Regions from separate parts of the Homo sapiens genome. Here region 2 is linked to region 1. The links are chromatin loops, found by intact Hi-C in ENCODE. Cell type or tissue: OCI-LY7. All regions are shown on one strand. Links, peaks and the distances in the headings refer to the core of each region. The heading gives the core; the rest is flanking DNA. Region 1 overlaps KDM4A (lysine demethylase 4A). Region 2 overlaps SLC2A1 (solute carrier family 2 member 1).

Region 1 (2,912 bases), core at 303-2,802:
GAACCCTTAAGTTTTGTTATCTTGTAGCCACGTAACTTTTATTAGGTATCTGGTTTAGCTGTGCCCTAGGGAGGAGCCTTGGCCTCCCAAAGTGCTGGGATTACAAGGCGTAAGCCACCGCACCCAGCCATGGGTGGCTTTCAAGTTGTAGTGTATTCTGTTTAATACTCTGAAAAGTGATTAGCAAGGTGTTAATAAGGGAGTAGCTTGAAAGGATAAGGGTAAAATATGGGCATTTTAGCTGTACTATTAGGACCAACAACTAAATAATTAGTTTCCTTTTTTTAGCTGAAACAATTTTCTTTTTTTTTTCTTTCAAGAACAATCCTATTGCAGTAACAATGTCTCTGTTGAAATAAGGTTTGAATCCATGCAGTTTTGATACATCAGGTTCTTTTTAAACAGAACCTTTTCGATCTGTATTTCTAGTTTATTTAAATAACTTTTTGTTGTTTATTTAAAAAAAATTTTTTTTGAGACAGGGTCTCACTATGTTGCCCAGGCTGGTCTCAAACTCCTTAACTCAAGCGATCTGCCCACCTCAGTCTCCCAAAGTGCTGGGATTACAGGCTTGAGCCACCACACCCCCACCCTAAATTACTTTTCTTTCTTTCTTTCTTTCTTTTTTTTTTTTTTTTTTTGAGACGGAGTTTCGCTCTTGTTGCCCAGTCTGGAGTGCGATGGCGCAATCTTGGCTCACTGCAACCTTTAGCCTCCCGGGTTCAAGTGATTCTCCTGCCTCAGCCTCCCGAGTAGCTAGGATTGCAGGTGCCCGCCACCATGCCCAGCTAATTTTTTGTATTTTTAGTAGAGACAGGGTTTCACTGTGTTGGCCAGGCTGGTCTCAAACTTATGACCTCAGGCGATGCACCCGCTTTGGCCTCCCAAAGTGCTGGGATTACAGGCGTGAGCCACCGTGCCCGGCCCCTAAATAACTTTTCTAGAGGTAGATTCCAGGTGTGAAGTCTTAACTGTGTCTTTTGAATTTCTATATTATCTTTTACTGTTTTCAGAGTTGATGTTTCCAGCACTTAATTTTAATTTTTATATTATTTTATACTCTTAATGTGTTTCTTCAGATTCCTGTCTGACTAAAGGGACCTCAAAAAGGAGGGAAAATGGCTTCTGAGTCTGAAACTCTGAATCCCAGTGCTAGGATAATGACCTTTTATCCAACTATGGAAGAGTTCCGAAACTTCAGTAGATACATTGCCTACATTGAATCCCAAGGAGCTCATCGGGCAGGGCTAGCCAAGGTAAGGAGCTGGGATTGTTCAAATGGTTTTGTTACCTAGGGCAGAGCAGTAAGATTTTTTTCCTACATTTGGGCCGGAACTGTGTTTTACTGAAAGTTGGGTGGGGTGATGACTTTAGTGAATGCGGTTCTATTTGCAAGTTAATTCCCGTTGTTAACATCAGAAGCATCTCTGCTTTTAGGTAGGAAGAGAGCTACTTGGAATCTTCAGAAAGGGGGAGGTAAAGAGCTAGTGTCTCCAGGCCTGGCTGCTGTTGTGCCTCAGCCCTCTTGGTGGAGCTGGGTGCTGTGGTGTTATTGAACTGCCAGTGAGTGCTTATGCCATCTGACTTCTCTTGCTCTCATTTCAGTCTCATCCAGCACTCTAGTAGCAATTTGGCTTCCCATGTGGACTTTCTTCAAGGGGAGAGAATGCACTGGCCAGCCAACATGAGTATTCTGGTCCTTGTAATTTGAAATTGGTTTCTGGTTTGTACTTCTTTCTCCTGTGAGTTGGATTCGTTATTTTTCCTGAGTCAAATCAGCTTTTCATATATTCTGTCACAATCAGGTTGAGTGCTGGAAGCTGAAAGAACTGCATTTCTGGAGAGATCCTCAGGAAACTGAGAGGCAGGGACCTCAGTCTAAGCCAGGAGGAAATTTTTTACACCATTTTATGTTGTTTGAATTCCCTACCATATGTGCTTGTTACATTTTCAATATGAAAAGAGAAAGCAAGAACATTGGCTACAAAGCTGAGGACCAGTCTTGGACCCTGGTGCCTCCAGAGACTTGAGACGACCACATCCTCTTTCTTATCTGCAGATACGGCTACTGCTGGGTTAATAACAGCAGGCGGGAATAGCAGGGCCTGCAGTGCAGTTTTTCATAGCACATTGCTTTTTTTGGTTGTACTTTATTAGATTTAAAGTTACCAAAAAAATGTCGGTTATTACAAGTTAAATATTTCAAACGCAGATAAAGAAAAGGCTGATCTTCATCCACCTTCTCCAGTGCCGTCTCCTTAAGTGGTATTAGCTCCCTCCACACCTTTTTCTCTGCTCATACAAACATACACACATATAAAATAGTGTTATTTGTTTTGTTTTTAAAAGAGAATGGCATCATGCCATATACATTCCTGTGTTGGTTCGTTCATTCTTTTTTCTTTTTTTTTTTCTTTTTTCCTTTTTAACAACATATATTCCTCCCTCTAGGTCAATTATGGATTCAACTCATTCTTCTTTTTTCTCATGTCGACTGTCTTGTTAATTTATTACTATTGGAATGGGTAATTTGATTATGTGAGTAAAAACAGAATGCTATTGGAAGGTAGCTAATGTAGAGTCTTGCTCCCTTTCCGTATTTTCTTATATGTCCTTTCAGTGTTGCCTTATGCAGATGCTTGTGAGTGTGTGTGTGTGTGTGTGTGTGTGTGTGTGTGTGTGTTGTTTTCTCCCTTGTTACATAAAGTAAAACAATACTCTCTAATTAAAAAAAAAAAAGCTGTATAGTATTCCATAAAGCAGATCTATCTTACTTAACTATTCAAGATTAGATTTTTTTTGTTTTTTTTTGAGATGGAGTTTCGCTCTTGTTACCCCAGCTGGAGTGCAATGGCGCAATCTTGGCTCACTGCAACCTCTGCCTCCGGGTTCAAGCGATTCTCCTGCATCAG
Region 2 (2,912 bases), core at 298-2,797, 700 kb before region 1:
CCCCCACCTAGGGGCAGGAAGTCCTCAAGAAGAACTGCCACAGCTGGGTGATCAAGGAGCCCAGTGTAGCTGTTTGTTTCTTTCCTTGAACTGGGCCCTCCAGCCCAAGAGAGTCCACCTCTTCCTCCAGCAGAGGTGCTTATGGCTAGCTGGCCTGTCTGGGCTCCCACTGTGCTATGAAACCCAATCTGTGCTGCTCAGCACTCCCCAAGCCTGCTGCACAGACCACATGCTCCCCTGGAGCCTCAGTGCCGCTGACCCAGACAGCTAGCTCTCATCCCCAGTACAGCTGAGGACACAAGCTCCAACAAGAAGTGTGGCTGGCCTAAGGTCCAATGGTAGAGCTGTTTCTGATGGAGCCGTTTCCTCCCCACTCCCAAATGCCAGGGCAGGGGGAGATAAACTGGGCTAGGAGACATAGGCAGACTTCCTGTCCAGCAGAGGCCTCAGTAGCCAAAGGCTCCATCAGCTGAGGCCTGGCAAGAGCTCTCTCCCATTCCAGGGTGCAGAAGCCTCAGGGAGGCAAGTCAGTGTGGTCACAAAGAGAGGAGATGCTGTCTTCTTTCTGCCCAGGTTCAAGGCCTGGGAGCCCTGCTCAGTTACTGCAAAACCCTAATGTTTATGCATCAGCTACTGCCAGGCCTGGTGGCTGGAAGACAGAGCCTCAGGCTCCAGTCCACCCCTCCCGTGGAGAGAGGTAACAATTGGAGGCTTGTTAGGGTAGCCAGGGCTGGGCCTGCAGGCCTGGACACAGCCTCTCTGAGCCCATGAATCTGGTCAGGAGGCCTCCCAGCCTCCGCCATCATGGGGACGTCGGTTACCAGACTGCAGACTGAGTGAGCGGCTTTATCACCTTTATGCCCAGGAGTGAGGTGGGGGAAGGGGTGAGGTTGCAGGCCCCAAGCCAACACTGCACACTTTCCTCTTTGTTCCAGGCCTCCCCAGCTTTGCCAGTCTTGGGGAAGCAGGGAGCTGGATGGCTGTACCCTTGGTACTTGAGCAGAGCTCTGGGCCGACACCCCGTGACCAGGAGGCACTGGGCAAAGCTGAGCTCCTTGAAGTCACAAGCTGATTACGGGGGATTTGAGGCTGGCCCAGCTCCGGGGCAAATAGGGTCGAATCCCTGGATGGCTCGGTACTAGACAAGGATCATCTTGGGGCTGTTTACATCATTTGTACACCCAGACTGGCCTTACAAAGGGTCTTTCCACTTAAAATAGCCACTTCTCTAATTTAGGGCACGGGGCCAGTCTCACCACATCCACTGGGGGTAGCCAAGTCTCTATTTACTGAGAAGGAAACCAAGGCTCCAAGGAAAGCCACTTCTTCAAGGTCAGAGTTTAGTGGGAACATCTAGTGTTTTGTTTCCATTCACAGTAGAGTTTCAGTTGTCAAGTTACGTCTAATCCAACTTTCAGGCTCCTATGGCATGGCAAGTCCTGTGTCTGGGGATTCCTGCTCATTTGGGGTGGGTGGAGGATGGCACAGACAGGCATGTGGAGAAGAAAGCATCTTTAAAAAAAAAACACAGCTAGGCCAGGCGCGGTGGCTCACACCTGTAATCCCAGCACTTTGGGAGGCCGAGGTGGGCGGATCACCTGAGGTCTGGAGTTCGAGACCAGCTTGACCAACATGAAGAAACCCCATCTCTACTAAAAAAAAATACAAAAAAATTAGCCGGGCATGGTGGCACATGCCTGTAATCCCAGCTACTCGGGAGGCTGAGGCAGGAGAACCACTAGAACCTGGGAGGCGAAGGTTGTGGTGAGCTGAGATTGTGTCATGGCACTCCAGCCTGGGCAACAAGAGCGAAACTCCGTCTCAAAAATCAAAACAAAACACAGCTCCATAGAACGCCTCAAATCTTTTGTGATAGCCTTATCTCGGACAAATCTCTTCCCTTCTCTGGACTCAATTTCCCCATTTGTCAAATGGAGGGCTGGGCCATGGCTGGAAGGCCCCTCCTGCTCTGGGTTCCTTCCACCCTCTAATGTCATCCTGGAAAGGCTGGCAGCATGTCTTGGGGTGGGAGGCTCAGTGTGTGATCTTGGCAAAGTCATTTTTTATTGGACCATGAGGTCACTGTAACTTGTATCACAGGGCAGTTGTGAGGACCCTTGGAGTTAATGGACATGAATGTCCCTTTCAAACTATCCCAAGGGTGACCCAAATTCAGAAAGGTAGGCAGGAAGCCTAAGGCAAAAAAGCAAAGCAAAGAAGCCCAAAGCAGCGCAGGGCACTCACATGAGCTGACCCTCCCTGGCCTGGCACTCTCACCCATGTGCCATGCCTACTCACTTCCCAACAAGCCCCTACTAGGAAGAATGGGTTAGTGGGAGCTTTAATGATTTACCTGACTTAATACCCATGGGCCAGCATCCTGACTCCCCAAAAGCTCATACTGCCAGAATGCCAGCTTTTGGATAAAGGCCAAGGCCCAGGTACAAGTCACCCACAGCCCAGGTAAGGCATCATGGGAGTCCAAGGAAGCAAGAAATATTTATGGAGCATCTATGGGGACAGAGACGTACATTCTTTTCTGAATTCCTAGACACTGTAATGATGAAAACTGGGCAACTAAGCTAAGCTGGGATTCAAAACCACATATGCAAACATCTATGTTTGGCCGGGTGCGGTAGCTCACGCCTGTAATCCCAACACTTTGGGAGGCTGAAGTGGGCGGATCACCTGAGCTCAAGAGTTCGAGACCAGCCTGGGCAACATGGCGAAACCCTGTCTCTACCAAAAATACAAAAATTTAGCTGGGCACGGTGACGCATGTCTGTGGTTCCAGCTACTCAAGAGGCTGAGGTGACAGAATCGCTTGAGCCTGGGAGGTAGAGGTTGCAGTAAGCCAAGATACTTGCCTGGGTGACAGAGTGAGACCTCGTCTCAAAAAAAGACAAAAAACA

Evidence for each region. A loop is a pair of places that touch in the nucleus more often than their neighbours do. Peaks named below come from ENCODE experiments on the same cell type or tissue, not always from the same donor. Only the 100,000 strongest peaks of a DNase experiment are listed, where the experiment ranks them.
Region 2: a loop joins it to region 1, with 7 times the contacts of the local background. A loop is called at or near these places in 2 of 110 quality-filtered maps.

Annotation. Positions count from the first base shown.
Region 1 is chr1:43,652,058-43,654,969 of GRCh38, forward strand. It overlaps KDM4A (lysine demethylase 4A), which reads left to right. Exons shown (of 22, transcript NM_014663.3): 2 at 1,080-1,256. The coding sequence starts at 1,119. Among named protein-coding and RNA genes, the nearest start is that of KDM4A, 3.4 kb to the left of the region's middle. In OCI-LY7, for the core only: a CTCF peak has its summit at 1,534; a DNase peak (open chromatin) is centred at 1,504.
Region 2 is chr1:42,952,703-42,955,614 of GRCh38, forward strand. The region is part of intron 1 of SLC2A1 (solute carrier family 2 member 1); the gene reads right to left. Among named protein-coding and RNA genes, the nearest start is that of SLC2A1, 4.7 kb to the right of the region's middle. RefSeq lists enhancers at 1-190, 424-1,368, 2,720-2,912. In OCI-LY7, for the core only: a CTCF peak has its summit at 1,310; a DNase peak (open chromatin) is centred at 1,250; H3K4me3 peaks cover 2,119 bases; H3K27ac peaks cover 2,275 bases.